Regions from separate parts of the Mus musculus genome. Here all the other regions are linked to region 4. A link is a loop called in an ENCODE intact Hi-C map of the cell type or tissue named here. Cell type or tissue: heart. All regions are shown on one strand. Region 1 holds the start of Degs1 (delta(4)-desaturase, sphingolipid 1). Region 2 holds the start of Trp53bp2 (transformation related protein 53 binding protein 2). Region 3 holds the start of Srp9 (signal recognition particle 9). Region 4 holds the start of Fbxo28 (F-box protein 28).

Region 1 (8,000 bases), 58 kb before region 4:
AATCTCATGGATAGCCAGAGTCATGGAGTGGTTAAGGCAGCTGCCAAAGACATAGGACCAAAATATGACCCATTTCCAGTCCAAATCTTTGACTAAGTAAAATGAAGCCAGCTGGACGAGAAGCATCATGGCTACAATCCAGATCAGATTGTGGTCAGGTTTCATCAAGGACTTGATCTCTGGATACTTTGCTGCAAGAAAAAATAAATAAATAAATAAATAAATAAATAAAGGAAATGAGAAAGAAAAGCAAACCATAGTTCAGCAACTATAATTAATACACTCAGATTAATGCAATTAGATTTTTCCCTTTTCTAAGTTATAATTCTCCCCCTGACAGACTTTATGAGATATTTATTTTCTAAAGGGAAAGACTATGTTCTGGTAATGAAGTCACAAAATAGCATGATACAACAGTTTATGCACGAAGAATTAATCTGGACAGTCCACATTCTTTTACACTAAAAGAATTACGTTTACGTTTAGACAAAGCCTGCACATATTTTCTTTTAAGATTTATTTGATTATTTATTTACTTTATATGTTTGAGTGTTCTGCCTGCATGTATGTTTGTGAGCCATGTGGTGCTTTGGTGCCTGCAGAGATCGGAAGAGGGAATGGAATCCCCCTAGAGCTGGTTACAGTTAGTTGTGCGCAACCATGTACCACTGGGAACTGAGCCTGTGTCCTCTGCCAGAGCCAACAAGTGCTCTTGTGCCCTTAGCCACTGAGCCATCTCTGTAAGCCAAGCTCTGGCACGTTTACCGTATATAACCATGAAGTTAGCTCAGCTGACACAGGAAAGAACGTAACATTTGTTCCATAGGATCTCTAAATCACAAAAACTCTCATTTCCACGGTTCTTTTGGACCAAGCTTCCTCCAGGGAATTCTGTTTTGAATCTTCACCACACTTTAAAAAAAACACCTGGGCATCGTGACACACATAACCTCAGCCCTCAGGAGGCTGAGGTAGTTAGTAAATTCCAGGCCAGTCTGGACTACATGGTAAGATCCTGTCTCAGAAAAGGAAACAAGGCAAAAACAAACTCCCCAAACCCAATAGTCTAAGGGCCTCATATCACCAGAGGAGAGGTTAAGTGCTGAGACGAGCAAGAGCTTAGCCACGTGAGCTTTCAAGCCAGCGAGCCTGGCATGCCCAGCAGAGGCAGAAACAAGAGAGGACGAGATGGAAAGACAGCACACTCCTGACAGCCACAGTGCACACTGTGGCGTGTGTGCACGCACATGCACTTGTGGGGGCACACCCACACGCCCACGTACCCAAAGGCAGGTAACAACTAGGTTGTGGAGAAACCAGAATCTTCATACACTGCCTGATGAGTATGTAAAATGGTTTAGACTGTCTGACATTCAACCAAAATGCTAAAGAAAGAACGGCCAGCAACCCCCAAACGAAAACGAATCCATGCCCTGTACATGAACATTCAAAGGAACACTATTAAAAACAGCTGAGAGGGGGTATCAGCTCAAATGTCTATCAAAGGAATGTTAAGCAAAATGTGGTATCACCGCACATATTAAAGGGTTGGACCCCAGCTGGCAGATCTGGTCACAGTGAGGATCCTGAATGTTCTGACCTTATCAACATATTAACCCCTCAAAGGACTCAGAATAAAAGGCATAGGAGGAGGTGTGCACTGAAAGCAGGCCCCAAAGGACGTTTCCATTTGCCCCCCAGCTTCCAGGCTGACATGAGGGGGATCAGCTTTTTTCCTTCAAACCCCTCTGGCATGATTTCACCAGACACCTCCCCCTTCCCCCCTCCCCACACACCCAAAAGCACCGGTGAGCACCGATAAGCCAGCAGCCAAAGGCCTCCCTCCCTCCCTGGAGCAGCAGACATTTATCACCGTAATGAGGCAGAGGCAATGACTATACGGAAACCCCAGAGCCCAAAGCACCTGACAGCACAGCTGGTGATAATGACTGAGGCTCACTCAATTTAAGTTCCAGGTCAGAAGTCAGGGGTGCAGCTCAATGGTAGAGAACTTACTAGCACCAGGGATCCCCTGAACGTGAATTCCACTAGAAAAATAAAGTCCATTTGAACGGCAGCTAGTCACTCTGATTTGCGAAACAAGTAATGTCTAAGTTTAGCAACTACTGCAGAAACCAGGGCCTCGCCGCCCCCTCCCCCATTAGGCAAATATTTTTAAGAAAGAGTGTGAAAATGGTGGATATGAGGCAGTTCCTCATATTAAAAGGCCTTTCATTGATTCTCTCAATTAAATCAAAACAAACAAACTAAAACAACTTTCTATATCTAGCACCAAGAAAAGAAAAAAGGCAGACTCTTTGGCTGCAGTCTAATTATGAAGATGTTGGAATCTTCTTAAACATTACTTCATCTTTTAAAATGCCGGCTCAGGCAAAGTACTGGAAAGGAAAAATTGAACTGGTTCATATATGCAAAGCTCATACCCAACAATTTGTCCTTATTCTTAAGAGCAGCCTACGTGGGATAAGAGACCTCTCTATCTCACGTGGAAACCCCCCCTCCGCCCCCCATACTCTCCTAAATCAGGCCTAGCCTGTCCTAAGGTCCGGGAGGCTAAGCTGCGCGCCTTTCCTATGCAGCCGGTCCCGCAGATCACTGGAATAAAAACTCACAGGAGCCATCCGGTCTGGGAAGCCTAGGGTCACCCGAACCTGGTCCCCCGCTAGGCCTGCAGCTGACTGGACCACGTGATTGAGGCTCCCGGGGCCGGGGATGCCCCTGGACCACGCCCTGAGCCAAGCAGGCGTCCGGGCTCGAGCCTACCGCTCCACCAGGAGCGGGGGTCACCCTCGACTGTCGGAGCAGGAGGGGCGAGTCCGGATCGCCCTACCTGGGGACCCTCAGCTCACAGGCCGGCGGAGGCCTCCAACACATGACCATCGAAGGGCTAGCAGCGAGCGGCGGCGCGCTGATCCCTCATCCCTCGGTTCTCCCGCCCGCCCGGAGCCCGCGCCGGCGGCCAAGCAGCGGAGCGGCTGGAAGGGGCCGCGGAGGCCGCGCTCGCACGGCGCGCACGGGAGGCCGCTCAGGGCCCGCACGCGGCCACGCGCACATAACGGGGTCCAGTCTTCACCTAAGATCTCCTTGCGCCGGGCGGCGTGGGGCTGGTCCGTGTAGACCCATTCGAACTCCTCTCGGGACACGCGGCTACCCATGGCTGCGGCCTGTGGACCCGCTCTGCCTCCGGCTCGTGTCCGGACGGCGGCAGCTCGAGGCCCGGCTCTAGTCGATAAGCCGCGGGGACGCGGGCAGAGGCGGGGCCTCAGGCCACGCCCCGCAATGACCACGCCCCTCGTGGGAGGCGATGGGCGGGACCTGGGTCGGCAGCCAAGAACCTTGTAGGCTCACGAAGCCTGGGAAAAGGTGAAAAGAGAAGGAAAGATTTGCGGCTGGATAAGGCTCTCGCTTTAGCGCCTCAGTGGGTGGAGTACATGGGGTGGCTACCTCTCCTTGAGTTCGGAAGATCACTGGCTTTGATTAAGTGGCAACGAGCCCATATTTCGCTTAACTTTTAATAGCAAATTATCTGTCGAGCCCTGTTTGGTTGCCTTCTGGAACTAAAACCTCCAGAGATTTGGAGTGTGTGGCAACTAAAATCTAATTTTTAAAAAAGTTTTTTTTTTCTCTTTGCTTTTCTCTCCCCTCTCTCCCGTCTTCGCCCCTCCTCACCCCTCCCGCCCCATATGTTTGCTTTTGTTTCTTGAAGTAGGTTCTCACTACCTAGCCTAGGTTATCCTCCAGCCGGTGGGCCTGCCCTTGCCTCCCAGTGGAATTTCAGACTTGTCTGAACAATGCAGTAAAGAAAAGGGAAGGGAGAGATGGGGTGGAGTTGGTGGTTCTGATGTTTCCCTACACTAATGGTTGCTCAATCATGCATCTTCCCGTGTCACAGAAGTGATCACCCGCAACTTCCTGTGGGAGGCAGGGGAGATTTGATTTCAAAATGCCTATCATTTCTTCACTTACGAGGTTTAGGGATTAGAGGTGTGGCACAGAGTTGGAGCACGGGCCGAGCAGGTGGATGGACTAAGAGCCCTGGCTTCTCCGTGGAGCCTGGAAGTGAAAGGAACTGCTAATTAAGATTAAGATTACAGGATTAGGGATTAGCAGACCAGATGACTTTCCTAAAGAAGCCAAGTGGTCATGAGTATAAATCAGACACAGACACACACCACTGCACATGCATACCACAACGGGAGAGGTGGGGACACAGAGAGACAGACATCCAAGTCTGACAAGTCTTGGAAGTACAACTGCTCATGTATAGAAAACTACAAACTACAGAGGAATCTGCTAAACTATGGGATACCATCAGCAAGATCTCACTGTAGGAAACGATATGGGAATTTTGTGTTCTCTAATAAAGGAGAAAAAAAAAACCAACAAATTAACAGGGACTTAAAGGATAAACTAGCCAGCTGTGATGTATCAGTCTTATTTATTCTGAAGGGTTAAAATGATGTGATGTTATTTAAAGATCTATCTATCTGGGTGCAGTTGCTTTCAGAGGCCAGAAAAGGGTGTCAGATCCCTTGGAGCTGAGTTACATGCCGTTGAAAGACACCCCACCTTCCATGGGTGCTGGAAACTGAACTCTGCAAGAGCAGTAGGAACTCTTCAAATACGGAACCATCTCTCTAGCCCCTGATGTGATGCTATTTAATTAAAGTATCATCTGGGTAGGTGAAGGTATTAAGAAATTCTTGCCGGGCATGTTAGCCCAGTTGTGTGTGATCCCAACTGAGCAGAAGCCTAAGGCAGAGATCACAAGTTCCAGGATTGCCTTGGTTACAGAGCAAGTGCACCGATAAAACCCAGCCTCCTCCATATACACACACCCAACACAGATAAAAGACTTGAGACAGAGTTCAATGATAAAGTGCCCAGTAAGATGCTGGGTTCAAAACCCACCACCACCAAATAAATAAATTAAACAAATAAATAATAAAAAGAAAAAAACCCAAAACCCCTATGATTTTTTATAATAGTGCTTTTCTCCCAGAGGTTCACACTAAAGGAGAAAATAAGACAACTGAAGTAAAATACATATTCTAGCTATATTGTGTTGTGCTATGCTATGGTACTGCCTAAAACTGTAAAAGGCTGGAGCAGAAAGTGAATTCTGTCCATGACAGGGCCTCTGACTGACACACATATGCCTAGGGCCTGGAGCAACGAAGGCTCTTTAGGGGTATAGCGGCCTGCAGGTTGGGCAACAGACTCCAGCCATGCAAGCTCACACTGGAGTTGGGTGTTTGGTGATGCCGGTGATACTCATGTTCCTGTAAGTATCACCAAAGAAATTGTTGGTGCACTGTTGTAGTTTGAATATGTTTGGCCCAGGGAGTGGCACTATTAGGAGGTGTGGCCTTGTAGGAGTAGGTGTGGCTTTGTTAGAGGAAGTATGTCACTGTGAGGGGTGGGCTTTGAAAGACCTTCCTGGTAGCTGCCTGGAGGTCAATCTTCTCTTGCTTGCCTTCAGAACAAGATGCAGAACTCTCAGCCCCTCCAGTGCCATGCCTGCCTGGATGCTGCCATACTTCCTGCCTGGATGATAATGGACTGAACCCCAATTAAATGTTTGCCGTTATAAGAGTTGCCTTGATCATAGTGTCTCTTCACAGCAACAGAAACACTAAGACATGCGCCAAGCTGGATAGAATTATTTATTTGGGTTGCTGCTGTTTCTCTATCTGGAGTAAACAGAAATAGCTTTCCCAGAAGTCTCCCAGCAGCCATACGGTGAACTTGACACATTCTTTCATATAATTTTAAAAAGAATTATTTATTTCATGTATGTGAATACACTGCAGCAGTCTGCAGACACACCAGAAGAGGACATCAGATCCCATGACAGATGGCTGGGAGCTACCATGTGGTTGCTGGGAATTGAACTCAGGACCTCTGGAAGAGCAGTCAGTGCTCTTAACTGATAAGCCATCTCTCTAGCTCTCTTTCATATAATTTAAATGTTTCCATTATTTGTTTGTTTGGTTGGTTGGTTGGTTTTGAGACAGGGTTTCTGTGCAGCCCTGGCTGTCCTGGAATTCCTCAAAGTCAAAAAATCTTCCTGCTTCTGCTGCCCAAGTGCTGGGGTTAAAGGTGTGCACCACCACCCAGCTGCCCTCTCCTCTCCTCTCCTCTCCTCTCCTCTCCTCTCCTCTCCTCTCCTCTCCTCTCCTCTCCTCTCCTCTCCTCTCCTCTCCTCTCCTCTCCTCTCCTCTCCTCTCCTCTCCTCTCCTCTCCTCTCCTCTCCTCTTTCCTTTCCTTTCCTTTCCTTTCCTTTCCTTTCCTTTCCTTTCCTTTCCTTTCCTTTCCTTTCCTTTCCTTTCCTTTCCTTTCCTTTTTCTTCTTTTTCAAAATGTATTTCTTTTGAGCCATGGTCTCATGTACCCCTGGCTGGTTTGGAACCTCTGTGGAGATCAGACTAGCCACAAACTCCCAGAGACAGCCTGCCTCAAGAGTGCTGAAATTTATAGCATGCCGCACCAGGGTGGGCTAAGCAGTTTATTTTTATGTCATTTCAAAAGCCACTCAGTTGAAATCTAATAATGACACTGGCAAGCATTAGCCTATGGGAACTGCTCCTGTAGAGAGTTGAGAGCATCTTACATCCCAGTCGCCTGCTGGCATCCTGTGTGCCATACGTTCTCCAGTCTGAGTCTGCACACCAACCTATCTCCCATACAGTCCTCTTTCTTCCTTCTGGGGGTCTGGCCTCTGGGGAACACCTTCCCTTGGCTGAGTTACCTATCCAGGAGGGGTTCAACAGCCTTCTGTAAGTTGGTCTTTAGGCCTGTGGATTTAGATACTTCACTTAACAATTAATTAGTTGCTCATCTAACTGCTTAATCTACATACTGTAAGAGGGTCACCCAGGAAGCTTCACACTCTCTTGTTTTCCCAAGAAAGCCAGACAATTATTCATGCTTCTGTCTCCCAATTCACCCTCCGTGTAAGGGGAAAAGTATGTTGAAGAAAAAAATATATATGATGGCCTTAACAAAAACCAGAAAATTGGTTTGATAAAAATTAACTGTCTTTGACATCATCAATGTAGGAAATCTAACAACTGCATTTCCGGAATAAAATAAAAGAATTTTGCAAGACAACTTGGTGGAAACTCATGTACAAAACTACTTTGTAAGCCAGGCATGGTGGCACATACGTGCAATCCCAGCACTTGGGTGCTCCGGAGAGACCAGGGGTTCGAGTTCAGCTATTTAGTAAGTCTGAAGCCAGCCTAGAATACAAATGTCTCAAAAATGGATTTTATTTGTTTTTTTTTTTTTTGTTTTGTTTTGTTGTTGAGACAGGGTCTCATGTAGCACACACTGGCCATGAAGCCACTATGTAACTGAGGTTACACAAGGTTAAAATGGTAACACTCCATCTATTCGAAGGTCACTGATGGAGTTGTGGTGTTCAAATCCTCAGGGAAAGACCAAAGACTGAGACTCAATTCATACTTAGAGTAAATGAATTTACTTCTGACTGGTAGGAGAAAGAAGGCAGCCTTAGAGCCAAACAGCATGTCATGTGGAAGGGAGCTGAAGGAGGGGTTTATAGAGGTGGACATCTAAGGTGGACATCACAGTTATCTATGAACTCCACAGCTGTCTTACCCTCCTTGGTTGTCTCTCTTCTGCTGTAATCAAAAGATGGCTTCATTCCAGAGCAAGTGGTTAAATGCCTCACAGCGGGAACAGTATTATGCTATCCTGATATCACCTGCAGGTAGGATGTGAAAGCCACCCTTGGCAGTGCACATCTGTCCCCCCTGTACTGAGAATGTAGACGTGTGATCAGGAGTTCAAGGCCACCCTCAGCTCTATAGCAAGACTGCGGAAGAACAGGACTTCAAAGGAAAGTCAAGACAAACCATAAGGTGTGGGGAGATATTTCTCATGCTGTGGTCAACAAAGGACTCGTATCAGGAAGGGCTGGCAAAAAAGACTCAGTAGGCAAAGGAGCCTGCT
Region 2 (8,000 bases), 67 kb after region 4:
ATGTAAAAAGTGAAAAGAAGCCTGGAGATACAGCTCAGTGGTCCTTTCCTATGTTCCATCATCAGTACTGCTAAACGAACAACTCAGAAGCAATATAAACACAGGTGGAGAGCAGATATGGCCTGTAGTTTGCAACTGCTTAGAGAAGTGGTTTTCAGCTTGTGGATGGAGACCCCTCTGACAAGCCTCTAGCTTCAAAAATATTCACATCACAATTCATACAGTAGCAAAATTATAGTTATGTAATAACAACAAAAATAATTTTGAGGTTGGGGGTCACCACGACATGAGCAACTGTATTAAAGGGTCACAGCACCAGGAAGGTTGAGAACCACTAGGCTAGAGGTTGATGGGAAGTAGAAATGCAGGAAGACCTGCCAAAGGCAAGCATCAAAAGAGTCCATAGACCTAGGAGGCAGACGCACAGGAGGGAGGCAGATGGAGATGTGATAAGTACCAACAATGTTGCATTTATAAAAGTTCCCACCATGCTCTAGGTGCAATGTTAAGGCTGAAGCTGCCTAAAGTGTATTTCTTTCCATCGAATCTAGTTGGATGTAAGCTTTTGTCTGTGTCATGTGGCCAGGGCTAGGTGGCACCATGCAACGGAGAGGTCAGTTCCTCTTGAGAAACATCAAATGGCACTTTCAAGAGTCACATTTAGGTAGGAACTTCAAAGATGCAAAGAAGCCTTCCCACCCTTTTAAGTGCTATACTTAAAGCAGGGAATATGAACTTCAACCTGGTCTCCTTGCCTTTTAATACTGCTAATTAAGGAGAATGCAGGAAAAGATTGCATAAGTTGATAGGTCAAGGAATCTGTAAAAATAGCTATGGTTGGCAACAATTAGTTGTGTATTTCATTACTGAGGTATTTTCAATGTTTCCAGCACAAAGTAATGTCTGAGGAGAAGATATTCTAGTTACTCTCATTTGATCATTAAGACACTGTATACATATTTTGATATATATACTGTACCCATAACCTTAAACATACATTAAAAGGCTGTATAGATGGAGTGTCTAGGAAGGACAACTGGAGCATTAAATTGTCCTGGATGCTCCAGGCCCTCACCCCATCTTCTGGCTCGTACCAGTCTCCATCTGGTACAGCTCCTTGCCCCTTTCACTCCTTTAGGATGCCAAACACAAGACAGTCTGGGCCCCTTTGCCTGGCTGTTCCCACTACCCAGAGTCTGACTCTCCATCCATTTATTTCTCCCAGGCCTCCTCTGGTCACTCTGTCTAAAACACACTATGCAACTCAGTTTACTTGATTGCTTTCTCTTCCCTACAGCATTTAGGATTACAGCATTCATTTGCTTATTGTCCAGCATCTCTACTCAGAATATCAGCTTCAAGAAGGGCCTCCATTGCCTTTAAAATCTAGAATAGTGCCTGGCAAAATATGGGCACATAAGAATGCAGTTTGCTCTCCATTTCTACAGGCCCTGCATATACAAAGTCAACCAAACCTCAACTTGAATATTTTCAGGGAAAACTTGTGTCAGACCTGAACTTGTATAGAGTGGTCTTTTTCCTTGTCCTATTATCTTTATAGGATAGTAAGTATTGTAAGGAATTAGCATTGTATCAAATGGAATGACTAATACATAGCTAATTTAAGGTAAACTGGAGGATATGTATAGGTTGTATGCAATTTGATTGACTGATTGGGTTTTGCCCAGGCTGGCCTCAAACTCTTGATCCTTGGGCACCACACTCCCAGTGTTGTGATTATAAGCATGTGCCGCCATACTCATTATGCCAGGGATGGAGCATTTGAAAATGTTAGAATCTAGGGGGAATCCAGTCCTCCATGGATACGAAGAAATGATTGTAAATAGTCAAATCAATGAGAGAAGTAGGAAGAGTAAGACAACTGAGGGGCCGAGGGGAGAAGGAAATGAAAAGGTTCAAGATCTGTCATCAATATCTTACTGACAAAGTAACATGGAAATGCATCTTCTGAGGGGAGGAGAGGAGTCAAGGTTTGGAACGTCTGTGGGAAATGGGCCAGAGTAGCATGGGGAAGACACAAGCCAAACAGATAGGTAATGCACTGTGCCTAAGGGTGGGGTGAGGTCAAGAGCGAAGGCAGCTCCTCCCCAACCAGCTTGTGGTAATTTCATTTATCTTTCTTGGACTCAAATACAGAATTAAGGGGTGGGGAGAACCAAGTTGAGGCTCTTGGAGGAGTAAGAATGTGACGGTGGGAACACAGAAAAAGCGAGAAGCTGGGAAGGCAGCTAGCTCATCTGACCAACTAACTCACCTAACAGCTATGTGTGGTTTACACAGAATTGAAGGGAGTGAATGAAGGCACAGACAAGGTTTCTTTGGTTTAATGCTACTATGATTTAAAAAAAAAAATCCCTCAACTATAAACATAGCTGCTATTTGGCATCTGGAAATTCTCAGTTGGCTGGAATGAGTTTCAGGAGAAACTGCCAGCAACCATCCCCTTTCTCTCCCTTCCCGTGGGCAGGGCATTTGTGCAAACAGCAGTAAAAACAAACAACTGGAGTTTATTAGTCACATTCTTCGCTCCTTGCTTCTATTTCCACCGAAATCATTTTTATTTAACTTCTAATGATTTATTTATGCTTATTTCATGTGAATTCGTGTTTTGCCTGCATATATGTCTGTGTGCACTTACACAGACAAAATTATTATTGTTGTTGTTATTATTTAACCAACCCAGTGTTGCAGTGCTCATATTAAACATAATGTACTGTTGTATGCAGTCAGTTTTCTGGTAGTAATGGGGTAAGTGTCCCATTCCTTGATCCACTGAGAACTGGAGCATTAATGAACAATAGGAATTCTTTTACTGAGCTGGGCAGTGATGGTGCACACCTTTAATCCTAGCTCTTAGAAGGCAGAAGCAGGTGGATCTCTGTAAGTTTGAGGACAGCCTGGTCTATGAGTTCCAGGACAGCTAAGGCTACACTGAGTGACATTACCTAGAAAAACTAAACCAATCAACCAACCAACCAAAAACCAAACAACAACACAAAAAGAGTTTTTTTTTTTTTTTTTTTTTCTTGTTCTTTTCTTTTTTTCTTCTGGGTGACTGTATGTAGACTGGTTTTATTGTCCATTCAGCTTTGTTTTGTTCATTGATGGATCCACAGTACTTAGAAGACCTACAGTATTTTGATACATTTTACTGAGTAAGTCAAGGTGTGGACTTCCTTTACTTAACCCAGGGTAATTCTAGTTGTATCAGTTTTAATTTCATGTTTAGATAGAGTAGCTGGGATGATAGAGTAGCTGGGATGATGTTAACTGGGAGTTGGATGATTCTTTTTTTTGGGTAAGGGATATGTTAAAATAAAAAAATAATTATTCTTTTATTTGTTGTTTATTTATTTGGAGACAGAGCATGTAGCCCAGGCTGGCCTCAGACTCTTGATACGTCCTGCCTCAGCCTTCTAGTGCTGGGACGACAAACAATAAGTGCTCATTCTTTCTGTTGTGCTTTGTATTAAAACCAGGAGTTTATTCATGTTAAACACTCTATCACTAAACTATGTCTGACTCCAGGGACCCCCCCCCCCCCGTTTACATTTTGAGACCTATTCTGCTAAAGCTGCCCTGGGAACCCTTAAATTTGGGATTTTCCTGCCTCAGCATTCTGAGTACCTGGGGATATAGATCTGTGCCACACACAGGTCAATTTATATTTAATTTTTATAAAAGTGTCATTTGAGGTAAGGTCTTACTCTTTCAGCTCAGGCTGGCCTGGAACTCACTGCAATTCTCCTGGCTCAGCCTCCCAAGCGCTGAGATTACTAGTGCACGCTACCACATTCAGCTGGCTCCATTCTTGAAGCTGTATACATTCTGGTGCTTCATTTCATTTCGTTTTGGGGACTCTTCTGTCCTCTGATTCCAAATGAGCTTGCACGGGTTACTTGACGTGAAATGAGCTTCGTGGAGTTAGTGTTCCTGAAGCCTATGTCTCTCTGGATAATGGACTCGACTATCTGCCTCCCTATCAAAGCGAACTACTGCCAATTTCCCAGCGTGAGCTTCGACGGCTCCAAAAAATGGTCCTTGTGTTAAAAGTGTTTACAGGTCGTGATGAGCTGAAGAGCGCCCCAGAAAGCTGTTTTTACCCATTTTCAAATCCTTTGAGCGTGCTGTTCAAAACACAGGGAACCCCCCCACTTCTCAACACTGAAGGGCTTTTCCCTTCTTACATTATAGAAGTAACAGGCCATTCAGAGGGGGGTCTTGGACATCGCCTGAGGGATGAGGACAAATCCGAGAGCGCCTTCTGTCAGGAACGTGCTCCGGCCCGGCGGACTCGCAGGTCTCCATCTTGTGGGGCGCTCGGATCCCTCAGGGCGCCCTGAGTCAGGTGTGTGAGGCGGCGCCGCCCAGGCCCCTCGGCGTCCGGCGCCTTGTGGCTGGTTCATGGTTCCTAAGGCAAAGGGCTCAACTCTCTTGAGCAACTCGGAACCGCCAAGGAGGTGAGGGACACAGCCCTGGGCTCCATCCCCGCGTTTTACGATTATTGTTCTCCTGCGGCGCCGCCCTCCCGTGCCTTGGCTCCGCCTGGAGGCGCGTTCAGGAGCAGCTCCGCCGCCTGCATCTTCCTCCCTCGGAGCAAAGGTTCCCGCCCCCTCTGGCACCGCCCCCAGCATCTGCGCATGCGCCTTCGCCGCCCGGTTGGCGCTCCGCTCCCCCTTACCTCAAGCCTTGGGGCGCGCCGCGGGCGGGGCTTCGTGGGGGGCGGGGCCAGCGCGCCTCGGTGGGGGCCCGGCCGGGATTAGTTGGTTTCGGCGAGAAGGAGGAGGAGGAGGTGGGAGTCGCGAGCGCCGAGACAAAGCCGCGTCCCGGAGACGGGCGAGGGGATTGGGCCCCGGACTCGGTGGCGTCCCGGTCCGCTGAGGGGACTCCAGCGCCGCTGCCTCGCAACAGGTCGGCCGCCGGGCGCGCGGCCTCGTTCTCGCTTGGCTTCCCCGGGCCCGCGACCCTCGGGTCACTTCTGCTCGGCCAGGCCGCCGCCAGACCCCCGCTTCCATGCGGTTCGGGTCCAAAATGATGCCGGTAAGCGGGTGGGCGTGCTGGGGCCCGGAAGTGTACAGGGCGGGGGGGCCGGGTCAGCGGAGCCGGTGGAGCTTCGGGCTTCGAGGCTCTGAGGCTCCGTCCCTCTGGGTCCCCGCGACGGTCGCGATGCTGCCCCGCAGGCAGTGCGGCAGCCCGGGCCGCTGCTCCAAACTTTGCTTCTCGGATGAGACCTTTGGGGAAGCTTGTTTTGAAGGTCAAGAGCCGGGGAACCTTGTTCTTAGCCTATTTCTTTGAATTGTTTTGAGGCTTTTTACTGAAGTGAAGCATAGCGCTTGAAAAGGCTTGCCTTTCTTTTTCTTTCTGCCAGTTTTTTTTTTTTTTAACTTGAATTTCGATCTGATGTTGGTGATAGCAGCCATGTCACCCTATCTATCTCTTTGTGGAAACAGGTTTTAGTAAATGCAGCCTTGAAAGTTTTAGTTCAGAGGAAAACTTCAGTGCCCCGCTCCCCCAGCTTTTTTTCTGCAAGACCTCTAAGAAAGATGAGTGAATTCTTTTGGCATCTGACTTGGCCAGCGTCACAGGTGACTTGCAGGTTGAATGGAGGTGTTTCTGAAAAGCCCCCTTAGCAAGCACAAGATCTGACTGGTTATGGTGGCTCCTGCAGCCGTGTATTTATTTCCTCGTGGGTGTTGTATTTGTTCTCCTCTCAAGCAGGATTAATCGCAGTCAACCTAAGTCCTTTTTTAAAAAATAATTTTTATATATTCTTTGAAAGGTCACGTATTTTAGCCATATCCATCCCTAAACCCCTCATCAACTCACGTTCTTATCGCATCACTTGTTTAAGAAAACAAAACGATAAAAACTTAAAACAACTTAATTTTTTTGCTTTTATAAAATCCAAGAAAGAGTGTTAAAATTTGTGTTTCAATGTTCTATTTTGTTTTGGTTTTTTTGTAATTACACGTGCAGAATATACTATACTGTCTCTTTGCCCCTTTGCGTTGTGGAGGGTGTTCCTAAATTTTTCTAGGTTGGACACATATATAATATTTTGGTTATTAGGTTATTAGGTGGCTTGGGATGGTTACAATTGCTAAGAGTCAAGAAATTTGGAATTACTAGCATTTTGTAACTAATGGTTTAGTCTCATTTATTAAGTTAGGGCTGTGATGTGAATATCTTAAAACGCATACCTTGGTTATGATAGACTGTTTTGTTAACTTTTTTATTCCTGTGTTTTTATCTCACTGTTGTGAAAAAACCTTTGCAGCTTGCCATCAGCTTCCCCTGAACAGAGAAAGGAAAAGAATAGGTGGTTTTAATTGCAGGATGATTTCTTCCTGAAAGATCAGTTTAAATCAAGGTATCCTTTGTTTTTTTTTTTTTTTTTTTTTTTGTTTTATGTAGGGGTGTTTTTCTCCAAACCACATAGCAGATGATCAGAATTCTTGTAAAAAGTTATTGAATCTTGGGACTAAAGTCACTTCAGCAAGTCTGGTGGCTTTGACTGCTTTCCTGGTGTCAGAGTAGACTTACTAGGAAAGGTGTAGTGTGCATGCTATTCTAGCTTTGAAATTTGATGCGCTTTGGAATTTTGCACAGCATTAGTGATCCCAGATGTTTAAGAAAAATCTGTCTCTCATCTTCATCATCTGTATCTTGGGGGTGATACAATGCCAATTCTCAGGGTGCTTTGGAAGATTGGAGTCACTGTTTATGAAGGAAGGGGTTAATACGATGCCTGGCTTGGAATAGTTGCTAGAAAACACCCTGAATTAGCAACAGTGATTAAACATGAGATTCTTAGTCTGTGATAGATAAAAATATGATACATTTTCATTTAGCATCCTTGTGTTCTTTTTACAAGAGATTTATTTTATGTATGCCTGTTTACCATGTGTGTGCCTGGTGCCCACAGAGATCAGAAGAGGTCATCAGATCCCCTGAAAAATAAGTTATGAATGGTCTTGAGTGGCTAGGTACGTGTTGGGAATTGAACCTGGGACCTCTGTAAGAAGGAATAACAAATTCTCTTAATGATTAAGCCATCTTTCCAGCACCCAAGCCTTAGTTTTATATGCCTTTATACTTGTGTTATTAGGGTACTTGAAAATAAAACTTCTGTGTGTGTGTGGTACTTGGGATCCAACCAGGATCTTGTATACATGCTAGACAAGCACTTCATCACTAAGCTACTAAGCCCGTAAAAGTACATTTCGGTTCTTTGAGAGAGGGTCTTGCTGTGTATGTAGTATCTGGCTGGTGTGGTACCTACTCTGCAGCCCAGGCTGTTCTTTAGCTCACAGCTGTCCTCCTGCAGCAGCATCTGGAGTGCTGGGCTAACAGACACAGGCCATCCCAGCACTGGCTTAAAACCATTTTCTTCTTTATGGTTTTCTTCTTTAGCTTTTACTATGCTTGAAGTTGAAGTCTAGTATGAGTAAGGTTTTGTTCTGTTTCATTATTACTTTGGAAAACTAACCAGTTTATCAGGAAAAGCGTCGCACTAATGAAAAGACAGGCATTCAGAACGAAGACCAGTTGCCTTGATACACTTTTTTAAATGTAAAATATACATAATTTATCATCGTATGGTTCTAGCTATTTTCAAGTGTAGTTCTGTGGCACTGAGTACATTCCTTGGTTTGCTTTGGAAGGCATTTTTGAGTTCTACTGAATTATATTAAATATATGCAAGCAAATGGTATTCATGTGTTTTGTTACCAAATAATGCAGACTCAAGTAGTTTTCCTTTCTGTGGCACATGAAGTGATAATTGGCTACAGACCCAGCAGTGAAGATGCATTTTAGTAGGCTAACTAAAAATAAGTAGAGTCACAGCGGAGCTAATGAAAGGGTGCTGTGCAAGTGGGGTTGACGGTCACTCTTATTTTCAGATACCTGCCATGGTTAGCATCTCTTCTCTGTGGTCTCTCCGCCACTTAGTGAGGAGAAACTGATTTCATAGTTGA
Region 3 (8,000 bases), 220 kb before region 4:
TGAGATTGATAACAATCTTCAGGATTTAATAAGAAGCGGTCAACATGGAGAAAGTTGTACCATAAAGGACTCTGAAAGAGTCAAATGAGTGGTAGTCTTGGGGTAATTTGGGATTTTAAAAGAGAGGTTGAGAGGAGACTATTGAGTTGTCAAGTTGCCAAGACTACTGTCGGGGTGAGCTTGGGAGACGCCGATTAAGAGTTCCAGGAACTCCTCTTTCTACCTTTGCAGAGTACTAACGGTGCCGGGTGGTGTGAACATATTGGTAATGAAATCTGGACCATTATCAGACTGTAGGTACTGGAAAAGCCCAAAGCAAGAAATGAAGTGTCTGTAAGGATGCTGACGACCTCTGAGACACTTTCTTCTTGGTGGGAAATGCCTTTGTCTATCCAGAGAGGGCACTCAGTGGGTATCTGCTTCCTTTGCATGGGTGCATATAAGTAAAATTCGCTTGCCAACTTTCTTCCTGTACTGAGGGAGCGTGGTTTCTCTACGCTGCACACAAGTATAGGGGGAGCAGGTTTAAGCCCCACCCCCCATTGGCCTCCCAAGTAGGGCAGGCTTTAGAGACACATCACAATGTCTAAGGAACACTGTGTCTATGAAGACAGGCTCTATTAGAACTTGGAGGGATTTCGCCCTCAAATATATGGCCCAATAAGAAGGGCTTTCACTGGGAGGATCCAGAGAGCAGCAGTCTGTTTTCTGGGCTTTGTAACTCTGTCTCTGAAGTGATTGTGAAACCCTGGTCTTGGGACCTAGGAGGACGGGATCGGGATTGGGAATTTAGACAGTCTGCGGTAAAGGCTCAGCTGCCTGTTTAGCCTGCTTGGGTGTTCCCATGAGAGATGTCCGAGTGGCCATTTTAGTGGGCTTTGAGATGCATAAGCCCATCTGAATTAGAGTCTGGGTGGCTTCTAGAGTGGTCCGAACCTCAGGAGCATGTTTACCCAAGCTGTTACAGGCAGTAAAGAGGCCCCTTTCTCTCCAGATGGCTACACGGGTGTGGGTTACATAGAAATCACAGGATGAATCTGTGTGAATCTCATTCTTGCTCCAAGCTAGAGGGCTCTGGTGAGGGTAATTAGTTCTGCTCTTGGGGCTGATGTGAAGTCACTTGGAATGATCCAGATTCTATGCTCTTTGTGAAGTTCACTACTGCATACTCTGAATGTCCCTGTCTTATATCCATAAAACAGCTACTATTCATGAACCAGGTAGCCTCAGCTTGGGAAAGTAGAGAGAGGAGCTTGTAGACCTGGGTTAGTGTAGTGGGAAGGATTATTTTCTCTCACAGCCCTTGGGATTAGTGTACCAAGCGCTCTTCGCACCGCTGTGACATCATGGCAGACAAAAGCCACCTAAGGAAGGAAAAGCAGATGGCTCAGTGTGGGGTGGGTGCAGGAGTGTGCGGTGACTGGTCACACTGCTTCCAGTCAGGATGTAGAGAGGTGGATGCTGGTGCTCAGCTCACAGTCTCCTTTTATGGCCCAGGGCCCCAGCCCATGGGATGGAGCCACCACATTTCAGATGGATCTTTCCACGCCAATTAACCTAATCTAGAAACTCTCTCACAAACATAGCCAGTCGTTTGTCTGCTAAATGAAAATCAATATTATAGTAAGGTTTGACTGTAGGGTTGTAAAACGAAAGGGTTTGTAGTAACTTCCGAAGCCTGGTTCTCTTGACTCTGCCTTGGAGAGATAAGCAAGGGGGCTTTGAGGACTCCAACATTTTGATTAAACCCCAACACTATGCCCTTTGACTTGTACAGGTGTGAAAGAGGGAATATTAAGATTTGTTGGAAAAAAAATATTTGCTGGGACCAATCTAAAAGAGGTAGGGTTAGAGGGTGTGAACATGATCAAGGCACATTGTGGACATGTGTGAAGATGTCATAACGAAACTCATTGTTATGTACACTGCTAAAAATGTTTACAAACTCCTCTTCCAAGAAGGCCTTTCTGCTGGACTGTCCTTTGTCTCGTCTCGTTTGTTTCTGCTCTTCAGCGTCCCCATAGCCCCTGCAATATGTCCCTTGTTCTAAGGGAATAGAAGCCTTCTTCTGAAGCTAATCTTATTCACAAGTGACTTTAACCTTCGTAGAGATGACTCAGCTAACCACCCAGCCTCCTGGGAACTTGAGCTGTAAAGCCCTAATGTTTGAGCAGACCTTCAAGCATCCCCCGGGAGGCTGACTTCAGAGTCCCTTTGTTTCACCCCCTTTAAAAAAAATCAAAATAATTGCTATCTATTTAGCCCAGGTACCATGATGGCCTCTTGCTAGGACTGCCATCATTCTTGTTTCTTTCTTCCTTTCTTTTCTTTGCTTATTTCTTTTTTTAAAAAGATTTATTTAGGGGGGCTGGTGAGATGGCTCAGTGGGTAAGAGCACCCGACTGTTCTTTCGAAGATCCGGAGTTCAAATCCCAGCAACCACATGGTGGCTCACAACCATGTGTAAGGAGTGTCTGAAGACAGCTACAGTGTACTTACATATAATAAATAAATAAATCTTAAAAAAAAAGGACTGAAGGTTTGTCCCAGAGACTGCTCAATGTTTAAAAAAAAAAAGATTTATTTATTTATTTATTTATTTATTTATTTATTATGAGTATGCTGTTGCTGTCTTGAGACACACCGGAGGAGGGCATCGGATCTAATTACAGGTGGTTGTAAGGCACCATGTGGTTGCTGGGATTTGAACTCAGGACCTTTGGAAGAGTAGTCGGTGCTCTTAACTGCTGAGGCATCTCTCCAGCCCTGCTTGTTTATTTCTAAGTAGCCCAGTTTGGCCTTGGACTAAATAGCTGGGACTTTCCGCAAACTCATGACATAAAAAAAGAAAAAGAAAGAGCAAAAGAAAAAAAGGAAGGAAGGAAAGAAGGAAGAAAAGAGAAAGAAAATGAATGAAAGGAAAGAAAAGAGAAAAAATGAAAGAAAGAAAAAGAAAGAGAAAGAAGGAAAAAGAAAAGAAGTCGGGCAGGGGTGGCGCACGCCTTTAATCCCAGCACTTGGGAGGCAGAGGCAGGCGGATTTCTGAGTTCAAGGCCAGCCTGGTCTACAGAGAGAGTTCCAGGACAGCCAGGGATACACAGAAAAACCCTGTCTTGAAAAACAAACAAACAAACAAACAAACAAAGAAGAAAGAAAGAAAAAGAAAAGAAAAAGATAGGGAAGAGGAAGGCAAGATGGGGAGGAGAATGTGGCTAAGTTCAGTGGCAGAGACCTTGTCTAGAATGCACAATCCTTAGCACTGAAAACCCAAAACAATACAAGACAAAACAAAACAAAAAACCCAACAAAACTGTTTAAAGCTGATCAATGGGGGCTGGTGAGAGGGCTCAGGGTTAAGAGCACTGACTGCTCTTCCAGAGGTCATGAATGAGTTCAAATCCCAGCAACCACATGGTGGCTCACAACCATCTGTAATGAGAAACAAAAAATAAAAACAACAACAGCAACAACAACAACAAACCTTTGGGCCCGGATTGAGGAGGGGCAGAGCAAGATGGAGAAGGGAAGGGGGAAAAAGCAGCTCAATGGACAGGGGGATGTAATTTTTAGTAAGAGTAAACATTCGTGGGGCCAGGAGTGAAGACAGAGGAAATGAATTACAAGGAGGCATGAAGAAATTTCTAGAGGTGAAAAATACCCCCATATATTGATTATGACATTAGGCAAGTAGGTATATGCTCTGTGGCTGTGTGACGTGTGTGTATATGTATTTTTTTCAGAATCCATGATCGTATATTCTCAAAGCCGATGTTTACTGCACACATAAACTATATACCCCAATAAAATTTCTTTTAAAAGCTGTCCTGTGTCACACTCTGCCTGAGGGAAAGACTCAAATTTCGTATCCTAGCAGATGCCACAGTGTAGCTTCCTTCTCTCTGTGCTTCTTCTCTTCCTCCATTCCCTTGAACACTACTGTTCCTCTTAAGTACACGTACACTGCAGATCTTAAATGTGCCTAGAGGTCTCGCCCTTCTCTACTCCCTATTCAGTTTGTCTCACCTCTGGGAGCCTTGCTCCTTTTTGTTCCACTGACCCGATACAAAAGTCTACCACAGAAAGTTTTTGGTTGCGCGTCCGTTATGTCTCCCCAACTCCTTGATTAGGCTTTGAGTGTGACAGCTGCGCCTTGTCATCACCACGACTGTGACTTGGGTACCAGGTCACAGAGCTCCTTAGTCTTTGGAAAGGCAGCACAGGCACTATCCCCTCCAGCCCTGCAGGCGGCGCTGTGGCAGCCGCCCTCTCCTCTCCCGACCTCTCAGAGCGGAGGCCCCGCCCCCCGACATCACGCCTCCTGCCCATTGGACAGGCGCGCGGCCGAGGCTGGCCAATGGCGTGAGCGCTCGTGAGCCTCCGTCTTTGCGCCGCCGGAGTGCAGCGCTGTGGGCGGTTGCGGGAGAGCGGCGGGCCGCCGGGGCGACAGCGCCGTGACTCGCTTCGCGGCCTTGTTCCTCGCTGCCTGAAGCCACGATGCCTCAGTTCCAGACCTGGGAGGAGTTCAGCCGGGCGGCCGAGAAGCTCTACCTGGCGGACCCCATGAAGGTGAGTCGCTGCAGGGACCGCCCTGGGGCCCGGGGCTTCTCTACCCTTGGCGCGGCCTGAGCACGCCCAGGAAACAGTCGGCCCACCCGGTGCCACTGTCCCTTCGTCTGCTTCCGACTGACCCGGAGACCCAGTGACCCAGCGAGGCGACCCCAGCAGCTACAGGCAGGGCGGTTTCCGCAGCGCCGGACCCCACAGCGGCCTGCACCCGGGGGAGCTCCTAACTTCCGCTCGGGATCTGGTTGGTTTACGTGTCGCTGAGTGGGCTCCTCCCCCTGCACCGTCGCTTTCCTGTCCGTCGCTTAGTTTAGTGCCCCTTTCCTTTCCTACCCAGACCCGAGAGTACCAGCTTATAAAATGGTGCTACTGTACGTCCCAGTTAGGAAGCACCTGCTCTACTTTTTTTTTTTTTTTTTTGGATAGTGGGGATTTTTAGTCTTTTCCTGGACCAGTTGAAACATGGAGACTGTTTGCACTCTCACGTTAGACATAAATGTTTGCAAGCGGTTTCATTCCCCAAAGCAAACTACCCAGTCCCATCTCAGCAGTTCAGAACAAGTTCCGGGAGGGGGACACAAAGGTCAGCTTCATCATTCCTTAAAGGATTGTTGAAGGTATGGTAGACGCATGTTTTATGAATATACACGTTAAGGAAAAAGAAAACAAAAACAAAAAAACCGATGAGCAGCTAACAATCTCAAGAACCCGGGCTCAGTGCATAACACGAACTCTGTGTGTGTGTGTGTGTATCATAATGAGACTGCAGAGACACTCAGCATGCAGAACTCACTTAAGGATGGAAAGAGGGAATCTACTCCTTAAATTTGCCCTCTGACCACACATCTCTCACACTAACATGTACACACACAGACACACACATGTAAGTAAAAATCAAAAATATATTGGTACTGGCAGCTTGCGGTGGCAGTACTTACTACAGGATTTTACAGGGAGCATCTTTTACTTTTGGTTGTGAGCATAGCCTTTAGCAGCTAAGCCATCTCTCCAAGCCCACAGGAAGCATCTTTTAAGAAGGTCAGTCCATTAATTCTTACGTATGTCAGTGTTTGCTTGTGCACATGGGGTGCCTGCCCTGCTGGGGTCAGAAGAGGGCATTGAATCCCCGGGAAATGGAGTTAGGCATGGGTGTGAGCCACCTTGTGGGTGCTGGGAGCCAAATCTGTGTCTACCTGCATTAGAACCACAGGAAGACCAGAGTAGACAGTAGAACATTCGGAACCATCCTTGTGTATTTTTAAGCTCCTATCTTCTCATGCGTCCTAGATGGGCCTCATTAATGTCCTGTGGAGATGAGAGTGATCTTGAACTCTGGGTGTTAGCTCCCCCGGCCCTTCTTTTTATTTCTCAGGAACTCAGAGATCCGCCTGCCTCTGCCTCCCGAGTGCTGGGATTAAAGGCGTGTGCCACCACACCCGGCTGCAGGCTCCCTTTTTAAGGCAACATTTAAAACTAATGATCTTATTAAAGTGATAATAAATGGCTAGGTAGATTAGGTATTTTTGAAATTGTGTAGTTTGTGACAGTGGTGGCTTCTTGTATGTACTTTCATGTGGTTCATTTCCTCAGTTGGGCAGTGTGCTGTAAGGTGGTATAAGGTTTGTCCAGAAGGGCCTGATACTGACAACAGTATACAGTGTCTGCATTTAGTAAAGAGACTGTAGATACACCAGCACACATTGAGTGACTATTTGAAGATGTAGTTGCGGGGCCAGTGAAAGTAGAAGTGTCAGGGAGTTGTGATGAGAAGGAGACACAGAGGAGGAGCTGGCCAGATCTGTCCAGGAGAAAATCCTTGTGGCCTCCAAACTTAAGTATAAACCCTGGATCTGAACTCCAGTCCATTCTGGTCCTCGTAGGGCTAACGAAGACAGTTTGTTGGTCTCTAGGATTTGTGTGCGGGAATTCTGCTTTCTGTACCCAGCACATTCAGTGTGGAACCAATGTACCTTTTCACCCTTTACTCTTCCCTTTATGGCTTGAACTGAAATGCTGTTGCTGGTGAGCTGAAAGAGCCCGTGGTTGCTCTGTCTTCCTTTTAGTCCCTCCCTTACGTTTCTGCTACCGTGGTCTGAGAATACCGACACTGCCGTGTCCTCTGCTTAAAACCAGTTCTTCATTGATTACTGAATGAAGTCCTGACTCCCAGTCGCACTGTCTTGATTCAGTCATTCTGGCTTCAGACTTGGTGAAGCCATAGATACATCAGCTCTTTGTTCAGAGTGCTTATACTTTCTTCAGCCTTCTCTATATGAAAACAAAACATGTATTTTCAAAGCCACATCCCAAGAAAAGTGGTTCTTGGCCTCTTTTTCCTTTAGCACTTTTACCAGTATTTTTCTTTATAGGACTTTTTTTTTTTAAATAGACTTAATTCACTTTATTTTTCTTGTATAAAAACCCTCATATGATAGCCACAGATGGAACCTGGGTCCTCTGAACAGATACTCCAGTGTGGGTTTTCACAAGGTGGCCAGTGAATTCCTGATAAAGAGACTTGAATAACAAAGTTTCTTTCCAGAGGTCAGGGGTCAGGTAGCTGTAGGTCTTGGAGGTTGCACCACTGGTGGCCTTGGCAGTGTTATCCAGGGTGGCAGTGCAGCCCCTGGCTGATTAATGGCACTTATCAATATTGGCCATCATTAGTAGTTTTTTGGGCACAGGAGCAGAGACAATGCCAGTGCTTCTGGGGGCAGAAATAAGATGCACCAGCACAGAGCCACAGTGGCCTGTCACCTTGCATGGGACATTGTGGGGCTTGCTAGTCTTGTTCCCCAGTAGCCTCTCCAAATAGGGACAATGGAGAGCTTGGCCAAGATGGCGGCCCCTAGATGGCTGTGGGTTCCTCCTTGGAGCATGGAACACCAAGACCAACATGACCATTGTAGTTCCCAGTAGTGTCAAAAGCCTTGAACCTGTCCACCGGCCGCCAAGCGTCTGTTTCTGTATGAGCAGGGTTTTAGAACCTCCCTTGAGGGAGGGATGTGCTCAGGGAAGATGAGTAGTCTGGGAGCTCCACGACTTGGTCCTCATGTCCTTACCTTGGTGACGGGGACCCACTCCTTGTCTTGGCTTTGCCTCCAAGAGCTCCCTGGCCTCGTCTGATCACAGCCCCCACGGCTGCCAGATCACTGCCTCCACCTCTTACTCCTGGCCCCAGGTCCTCCATGCCTCCTGGGGTTCCAGGATCATCTCCATTTCCCGAATAAGAGGCTGCCTTTCTAGGACCTTTATTTTAATTCACTCTGTTTTGTATTGATTATTTTGGTTGTTGAATTAAAAGTTCTTAACTAGACAGGAACCTTGACCTTTTTGTCTCTGTGACTCTATTGAAATGGATGCTTATTTTGAACTGTAACAGTATTTTTTATCTAACAGTTAAAATCCTTCAGGTTGCCACACTGAACTAACTTTAA
Region 4 (8,000 bases):
GCTTCTCACTCTGTGGAATAGGGCACAGGTGGAAGCCACCTAGCAGCAATAGCAGTCAAGACTATTCTTCCAGGTTTGAGCGCGTCTCAATCCCTCTCCTCAAGCCTCTTCGTGTCTTCAGACTCTGCAGGTTCCTCTGCGGGTAGTGCTCTATTTGTGCATGGTCAACTCCTCTCATAACGAGGAAGCGGAGACCCACTCTCTCCCTCCCAGGTATCCAGTTGAGGTTTCTGGAGCAATACAGCAATACTATGATGCATTGTTACACTGACAGCTAATGGATGTGTGCTTTGTGTTCTTGTGCTTTGTAAAAGTTTCTAAGGTAACCTCTTAGGATCATGACTTTTAAAGAATATAAAGGTATACTGAAACAGAAAAGATCGGGAACTTCTAGGATACAGTAAGGAACAAGTCAGAGACATGCCCAATTCTAAGCAAAAGGAAAGGCCTCTTCATCGTCCTTCATATTTCCTACCACCAACCCAGTCTACAACTTTCAGCTTTCTAAAGCTTGAAGAAACCCCATGAAAGGCGCTATAAATAGCAGATTCAATTCTCTAGAGTGATCCAGACAAATATCTTGGGATGGAGCATCATGGTTTTTATATACTTGGTTGCTAACTGGAAATTTCTATTCCAGATAACAAGCAAGAATTCTTGATACAGTCACATTTATGTTCTGAAATACTAATTTCACTCTATTTGCATGAACACCACTTGAGTTACAGGGGAACCAATGACAGCATCTTTACTATCTTGAAAATTCTCCCAACAGAACACTCGGTTCATGAGCCAAAAGAACATGTTCAAAGGTAAGTTTGTTCTGTTCTCTAAGGGTGGAATCTCCATTCTTACCTTTGACTACTTGTTTCTAAGCATCTCAGGTACTTATTAGGGATCTGTCTGCTTAACACGCCAAAGCACCAGGAAAGCAACCAACTCAAAGTACACACCTCCTCATCTGAAAAGTTGTATTCAGCCAAATACATTTTAATACATTGTAGGAATTAATTATTTAAAGCTATTTCTGTGGGACCAGGATTTCTAGGCTGCATATGTTTGGGGAACAAAATTTAGTGGTAGAAAAATAGCCAATTCAATAAGGCATTCAAGACAGACCCTGAGAAATCAGTAGACTGGAAAATCAAATCTCAATTATTTGTTACAGGAGGCAAGTACTATCACCAACTAACCTGAACAAATAAATGAAATTCAGCTGAGGCAACTTCAGGCTAGAGATCTCGTCCAAAAGTATAGACTATTAATATTAAGTACTTGGGTTATATACCTGCCCTGTAAGTTAGGTGTTAGGAATAGGGAAACATGAGGTCTCTCAGGATGAGGCAAGAAAGAAAACTGGAAGGAAGAGAACAAGCAAAATGCCATCTCAACAGTGTGTCTGTCAACTAGCCCACGGGTCAGCATGCAGCTGAATGGAAGCCAGTTGTGCTCGCTCTCAGCACTGCTCCCTCCCGCACTTGGCCAGTCTTAGGGCTTACTCAAGAAAACACAATTAAAAAGAACTTAGGTAATACATACAGCAGATGCCAACACACACTTAAGTCTCTTGAATTTTTGGCAAATGATTTAGGTAAAAATAACCACTTCAATTAAAAAGATCTGTACAAAGAGCCTAATGAGGCAATGTCTCTTTTCTATTATTTCACAAAAAAGAGCGTAATTAAATTAATGCTGACACCTAGTGACAAGAAAGTACATCTGTATGTCACCTGAATTGTATTTTCTGAAACCAATGAATCTAAAACCTTAATTTCCATAAAAACCCAGTGACATCAGATTAAGAAAGGACCTCGCCTTCTGTTTCTAAAACCACGCTGGTTTGTATAAACCTGGCTGGGAGCGGGGAGGGAGGGGTGCCATAGGGACTCCTTAAGAAAAATGCTTTCAATTACAAATCAAGCCAGGAAAAGGCTTAGGATACAATATGCAGCTATACATTTCACATGAAAGAGATGATGATTATTAATAATTGTGAGGCCCATTTCACCTCAGGTCTCCAAGCAGTCTATTTTCTCCTCTTCACACTTTTGTTTGTTTGTTTGTTTAAAGAAAAGGAAAAATGAGAGTTAAAGCTGACAGAGCATTTATCTAGTAGAATCAAGGCTGAACTCCAGATTGGTGGCCAAACAGTAACACACAAAACAAAACAACAATGAATGAAAAGAAGGAAAAACGACCAACAAACCAATAAAACCCCGTTTTTCTCAACACTTAACAACAACAACAAAAAACCTGTGAACATTCCAAGCTTTTCAAAGCCATTGTCTGGCTGGCTGGCTGAATTCAATCAAATGTTATGCCCAATTGCCAAACGCAATTGTATATACAGCATACATTTTGGTCAAGTACCAAGCTTTATAAAATATAAAGGAAATATTTACCACTCTACACGAAATCCTAGGATGATGCTTTGAAAATCTAGGACAACTGTATTCTGAAATACCTACTCTAAACAGAAGAAATTTTCCATTCCACAGAGTGTGGGGAAACACACACAAAACCTGCCCCGGAGTTTGAATGAATGACTGCAAGCTGTTTTTAAAGATGATTTCCTTTGAAACACAATACTGGTCAATTTAGAGATGGAAGAATAGGGCTAAAATATGGCATAGCGATGAATAAGTAACCGCCACACACAGCACATTCAGAAAGATGTCTTTGTCCTTTTATCAACAATCCCGAGCACATTTAAGTGACTACATCAAACCAGCTCACAACCACTTCAAAATGTCCACCTCCTCCAATTTCCTAACCACCTAAGGGGAAATACCCCGGTAGGAAGTGAGATATCTTCCTGAACCAAGTAATTCATCAAATCTTCGGTCAAACCTCAGGGATGTAGTAAAATTCCAATGGCAATTTTTTTTCTTTTTAAATTTTGGCTAGGACAATGTGTTATTTTTAGGGTATAATAAGTAAACCACTCCGACTGCAGGAGGGTGGGCTTGAAGCACATTTGAAAAAAAAAAGCAAACAAGCGGGAGGGGGTAATAGCTTGACAAGGGGACAAGTTGCTTCGCTATAGTAAGGAGTGTCAGGGAGGCAAAGCCAGTCAGGTCATCATCTCCCAGGGCTCTACTTTAGTGAGCAACTAAGGCTCTGGGGTTTTAAACGCACAACACAACTGCAATCTTAGAACCGCAACTGGGGCTCAAGGGGGAGCGGGGGGGGGTGGGGGGGGGACAGCCAAACCCCCTTCATCCTTTTCAAGCAGAAAGCCTGGGTTGGAGGGACAATACACACTATTCTTGCAACACAACCCAAGCCTGGCTGGGATCCTCTGCCCACTTGGGAGTGAACTCCAGAGCCCGAGCGGGCAGTCGAGGCAGGCGCCTGCCCCTTCGGGAGTCCCTGTCGCCGGTCCAGCCGGGCGGAGGGCACCAAGCCCCGCTCCGTTACTTCTCGCAGGCGGGCGCGTCCCGGGCTAGGGGCGAGGAGACCCTCGGGGCGGGGCGAGGCGCAGAGCGGAGCCTCGCCCGCCCGGCGGTCGCGATGCCAGCGCGGCAGCAGCAAGCACCCCGCCGGCCGTCGCCAGCGCCACTTCCCGGCTGCCGGGGACGCGCGCGCTCCGTGTCCCGAGCCGGCGGGGCTCCCTCCCCAGGAACGCGCCGCCCTCGCCGGTCCTCCCCAGGCCTCGGCCCTCACCAGGCGGAGCTGGCTAATTTCGTCGTAGGACATAAAGCTGAGGATGTTCTCGATGGCTACGATGGGCAGCGCCACCAGTGTGTTGTTTTGGGGCAGGTGGTCCGGTGCCAGCGCGGGCGCGGCGGGTGCCTGGGACCCGGGCGGCGGGGCCTGCGACGGGGGCGCCGGGGGCTGTCGCTGAGCGGAGCCGGCAGCCGAACAGGAGCCGCCGTCGCCGTGGCCGCCGCCTCCTTCCTCAGCCATCCGCTCCTCAGACGCCGCCGCCATCTTGGGAGTTTGATTCCTTCCTCCAATGTAAGGGGATCGGGACACTTCCTGTGCGTCACTTCCTCCTCCTGGGGGGGGGGGAGCTTAAGGAGAGGGAGGAGCTCGTGGGATGACAGCTGGAAAGAGAGGCGAGCTTTCGGTGCGTCCATCGGAAAGGAGGGAAGATAGTGCACACTTCAAGAGAGGTGGTCGTTGTAGCTCTTTAAAATCGGAGACTGCCTTGTTAGAGTGGAAACGAGCAAGGATTCCGCAAACCCTAAGAAAGGCGGTCGTCATAGTCCCTTTCATCTGATAAAAGGAACGACAATGGAGCAGTTTTCTTTAAAAGCAACTCGCCAAAGGATGATAAAAACCATATCACCTTCATAAGTTTAGACGGAAATTTGTATTTAGATCAGCATCTCCCAAGAGTCACAGTGATAATTGCAGCATATAAAAAGGAATAAAACACCGCTAGTTTAAAACTACAAGACAACAGGTAAACCCTGAAAGCACATTAATGAAATAAAAACACAGAGTCACACACCATACGACTACTTTTATGTGAAATGCCCTATGTAGGCAGGTCCATAGAGTCAGGGGCGAGAGAGAGAGAGAGAGAGAGAGAGCACAAGCGAGCTTACAACACTTGGTGCACTTCCAGAAGACCCGAGTTTGGTTTCCAGCACTAACACTGGCCTTTGGTTTCCAGCACCAACACTGGCCTTTGGTTTCCAGCACCAACAACTGGCTGGTTTACAACTGCTTAACTGAAACAGAGTGGATTCGTGGTTGGTGGAAGTTGGGAATAAGGGAAGTGTGGAAGACAACAGACAGTTAATGGGTGCATTGTTTCTCACTGGAGGAATAGCCAGTGCTCTTAACCTCTAAGCCATCTCTCCAGTACCTGAATTGTGTGCTTAAAAAAAAAAAAAAAAAAAAGACTTTTATTCTCTGTGAATCAATTTAGGTGAGAACCAATGAAAAGATGCTAAAACCAGAAGACAAGCCTGTGGTAAGGTGTAGCACGTAGTCTCAAAATAACCCACTTCTCATGTAATGCATTAATCACAAAATAAGAAAGGTATGATACAGAAATTCAGGGAACAGGCTTATAATCACATGATTAGGAGTACCACCACAAGTTGTGGGAGGAAAGATCATCACGTGCCTCTTACTAGGACGCCCCATAGGTGACCCAGCATAATGTAGTATTATTTCATGCATAAAAATACACACTCTGCATCTGAAGTAAACAAAGTCAGGTTGGACTTGGTGGTGGTTTGGGTAAGATTGTTTCCTACAAGTTCAGATATTTGAACACTCAGTTCTGAGTTGGCCTTGCGCTTTGGGGTTTCTTTGGGAGGTGGGGCCTAGCTGAAGGAGGCGTGTCACTAGTAGACAGTGATTGCTTATAGTCCCACTCAACTTCCAGTTTGCTCTCTGGTGGTTTGTGCTGGAGGGTGAAGATGTGGTCTCTCAGCTTCCAGCTCCTCCCGCCATGCTTGCCACTTCATGCTGTGTCTCCTCGCCATGATGGACTCTTTCTTCTGTAACTTGCCTTCGTCCTGGTATTTTATCACGGTGACAGAAAAGTGACTAACGTACAGACTTGAACCTGTACTGATTCTGTCTTTGACTCCCATGATTCCAGTTCTTAGGTTTCATCCAGGATAACCAAAGTTCCGGTGCATGAGCCGTCTCGAGCACATTCAAACCACACGCACATCACAGAGGGCTGGTTAGTATTCAATATGTATTTTATGTCTAACTGTTTTCCAGACGTTTGCATATTCATAATGCGTTGATTTTCTCCCTACTAATAGACTGTAATTTTACTTTTGTGCTTAGGGCGTTGCTACCTCTTCAGAGAACCAATTTCAATTTAGTCTAAATGGAAATGATTTTCTACCTAGACTTATTAAAGTTAGAAGCTTTCTTGATGGGTTAAGTTGAAATAGAATTTCTATAAGAGGAGACGAGTTAAGTACATTATAGAAACTCTCACATGAAAAAGAGCTTACAGAGCATCCTGTAAAAGTGGACCATCATCCCCTCAGTCAGCTCTTGTGGTTTGTCAATCCACTCCTTACACACAGCTGCTGTGTGAATGGATCCTACAAACTGCAATCCTTTCCCCATAACTCTCCGTATAAGGACCACCGATTAATGCTCAGATCTTTTGGTCTGAACCACAGAATACAAGTTTGGGACTAATTTTAAGCAGTTCCTGCCACTCAGCTCATTCCAATTTTTCTCTCTTTATATACATGAGATTCCAACCGTTACATTCCCCATGCTTGTTTGAGGATAATATTGTTATTGGAAGCACTTGGAATTGAACTCATGGCCCTGTGTGTGCTAGTCACATACTCCACCATCCAGTTATAGCCACAGCCCCTAAAAGTGTTCACAAAGAGAATTTCAAAGCAAATGGTAGTCTGGTTTTAATTTTTAAAGTCGGCCTTTATTTTGGATAGAGTTACCGACCAAAACGAACAGGTGCACTCTGAGGAGAAATTCTGAATTCCAAATGTAGTTTCATGCCAGCCAGATATCAGGAGTGCTTTACAAGACAGCAGTTTCCAGTAGGGGATGGACACACACTTCTCAAGATTCACCTGTGTCTAGTTTCGTGCTTGGGAGATGTGAAAGAGAATGAGATCTTCCTTTAGAGCTGATATTAGGATAAACTGAGGCAGGAAGTGAGTGGCACCTTCAGTTTACTTATGTGCGTAGTCACTTGTTTGGAGACAGGGACTCGGGATCCAGGGACTTCCATATGATAGGCTCGCATGCCACCACTAAGCTACCTTTCCGGCTGTCCTGGCTAGTTTTGTGTCAACTTGACACAGCTGGAGCTATCACAGAGAAAGGAGCTTCAGTTGAGGAAACGCCTCCATGAGATCCAACTGTAAGGCATTTTCTCAATTAGTGATCAAGGGAGAAAGGCCCCTTGTGGGTGGTGCCATCTCTGGGCTGGTAGTCTTGGTTCTGAGCAAGCCAGGGGAAGCAAGCCAGTAAGGAACATCCCTCCATGGCCTCTGCATCAGCTCCTGCTTCCTGACCTGCTTGAGTTCCAGTCCTGACTTCCTTTGGTGATGAACAGCAGTATGGAAGTGTAAGCTGAATAAACCCTTTCCTCCCCAACTTGCTTCTTGGTCATGATGTTTTGTCCAGGAATAGAAACCCTGACTAAGACACCAGCCATATTTGTTTGTTTGTCTGTTTATTTGTTTATTTGCTTTGCTTTGTGAGATAGGGATTTGCTGGCCTGAAGCTTGCATCCCTCTGGTGTGCTAGGACCCTGACTCGCATCACCATGCACAGCTATGGACGAGGTCTTGTATTCTTCTGATCCAAAGCATTAAAGTCAGTTCACTGTGTTGCTGATGCTGTGTGTTATTCTCCCCACCACTTACCCATCTTTCTGTCTTTCTGGTCACGGTGTGTGTTAGGAGATGTGCTAAGGCCAGGTCTAGCTGATATGGGGAGAGGAGATTTGACGTGTTCAACAATACTTCCAGAAGGAGTTGTGTTTTTGTATAAAAGAGAAAGCTGTAACTATATACTTTTTTCCTGCTACATGTTAACAGACTCGTATTTAGAAGGAATAAGTGGCCTCTTATCCTGAATAATAAGAGGCTTTAAGTTTTTGGGATTTCTTTATCACCTACATTTAAAAAACAGATTTATTTATTTTATTTTATGTGTGAGTGTTTTGACAATATATAATTGTGTACCATGTTCATCCAATGTCTGCCATGCAGGCACTAGGAGTTGTATTTGGGATTTCTGGAAGAGCAGCCAGTGCTCTTAACTGCTGAGTCATCTCTCCAGCCCCACCTATATTTTTAAAGATTCATCTTTTTGGGAGTGAGGAGACAGCTCAGTTTGTAAACTGAGTTTTGCCAAGCAAGCACAAGAGCTTGAGTTTTGACCCCCCAGGGCCTACATAGTAAGCCAGGTACTGCAGCGTCCTAGCAAGGGGGAGGCAGAACTCCTGGGGCTTGCTGGCTTACAGGACCAGTGAGAGGTATTGGATCAAAAAGAAAAACAAAAAAAGATAGAAAGCAATTGAGAAAGAC

Evidence for each region. A loop is a pair of places that touch in the nucleus more often than their neighbours do. Peaks named below come from ENCODE experiments on the same cell type or tissue, not always from the same donor. Only the 100,000 strongest peaks of a DNase experiment are listed, where the experiment ranks them.
Region 1: a loop joins it to region 4, with 5 times the contacts of the local background. A loop is called at or near these places in 8 of 42 quality-filtered maps.
Region 2: it touches region 4 in a loop (4-fold over the local background); 7 of 42 quality-filtered maps call a loop at or near these places.
Region 3: a loop joins it to region 4, with 3 times the contacts of the local background. A loop is called at or near these places in 3 of 42 quality-filtered maps.

What each region holds. Positions count from the first base shown.
Region 1 is chr1:182,279,528-182,287,527 of GRCm38, forward strand. It overlaps Degs1 (delta(4)-desaturase, sphingolipid 1), which reads right to left and starts at 3,274. Exons shown (of 3, transcript NM_007853.5): 1 at 3,095-3,274; 2 at 1-191. The coding sequence starts at 3,176. In heart, no CTCF peak of the experiment used is centred here; DNase peaks (open chromatin) are centred at 2,714, 3,264 and 3,844; H3K4me3 peaks cover 3,160 bases; H3K27ac peaks cover 2,783 bases.
Region 2 is chr1:182,404,390-182,412,389 of GRCm38, forward strand. It overlaps Trp53bp2 (transformation related protein 53 binding protein 2), which reads left to right and starts at 4,778. Exons shown (of 18, transcript NM_173378.2): 1 at 4,778-5,061. The coding sequence starts at 5,035. In heart, a CTCF peak has its summit at 4,557; a DNase peak (open chromatin) is centred at 4,692; H3K4me3 peaks cover 2,867 bases; H3K27ac peaks cover 2,074 bases.
Region 3 is chr1:182,120,410-182,128,409 of GRCm38, forward strand. Srp9 (signal recognition particle 9) reads left to right here and starts at 4,328. Exons shown (of 3, transcript NM_012058.3): 1 at 4,328-4,566. The coding sequence starts at 4,495. Gm33725 (a long non-coding RNA gene) reads right to left here and starts at 4,357. Exons shown (of 3, transcript XR_373761.4): 1 at 4,024-4,357. It also overlaps the pseudogene Gm17968. In heart, a CTCF peak has its summit at 4,245; DNase peaks (open chromatin) are centred at 4,322 and 4,692; H3K4me3 peaks cover 1,988 bases; H3K27ac peaks cover 1,428 bases.
Region 4 is chr1:182,337,657-182,345,656 of GRCm38, forward strand. Fbxo28 (F-box protein 28) reads right to left here and starts at 3,950. Exons shown (of 5, transcript NM_175127.2): 1 at 3,667-3,950. The coding sequence starts at 3,933. In heart, a CTCF peak has its summit at 3,703; a DNase peak (open chromatin) is centred at 3,965; H3K4me3 peaks cover 2,394 bases; H3K27ac peaks cover 1,604 bases.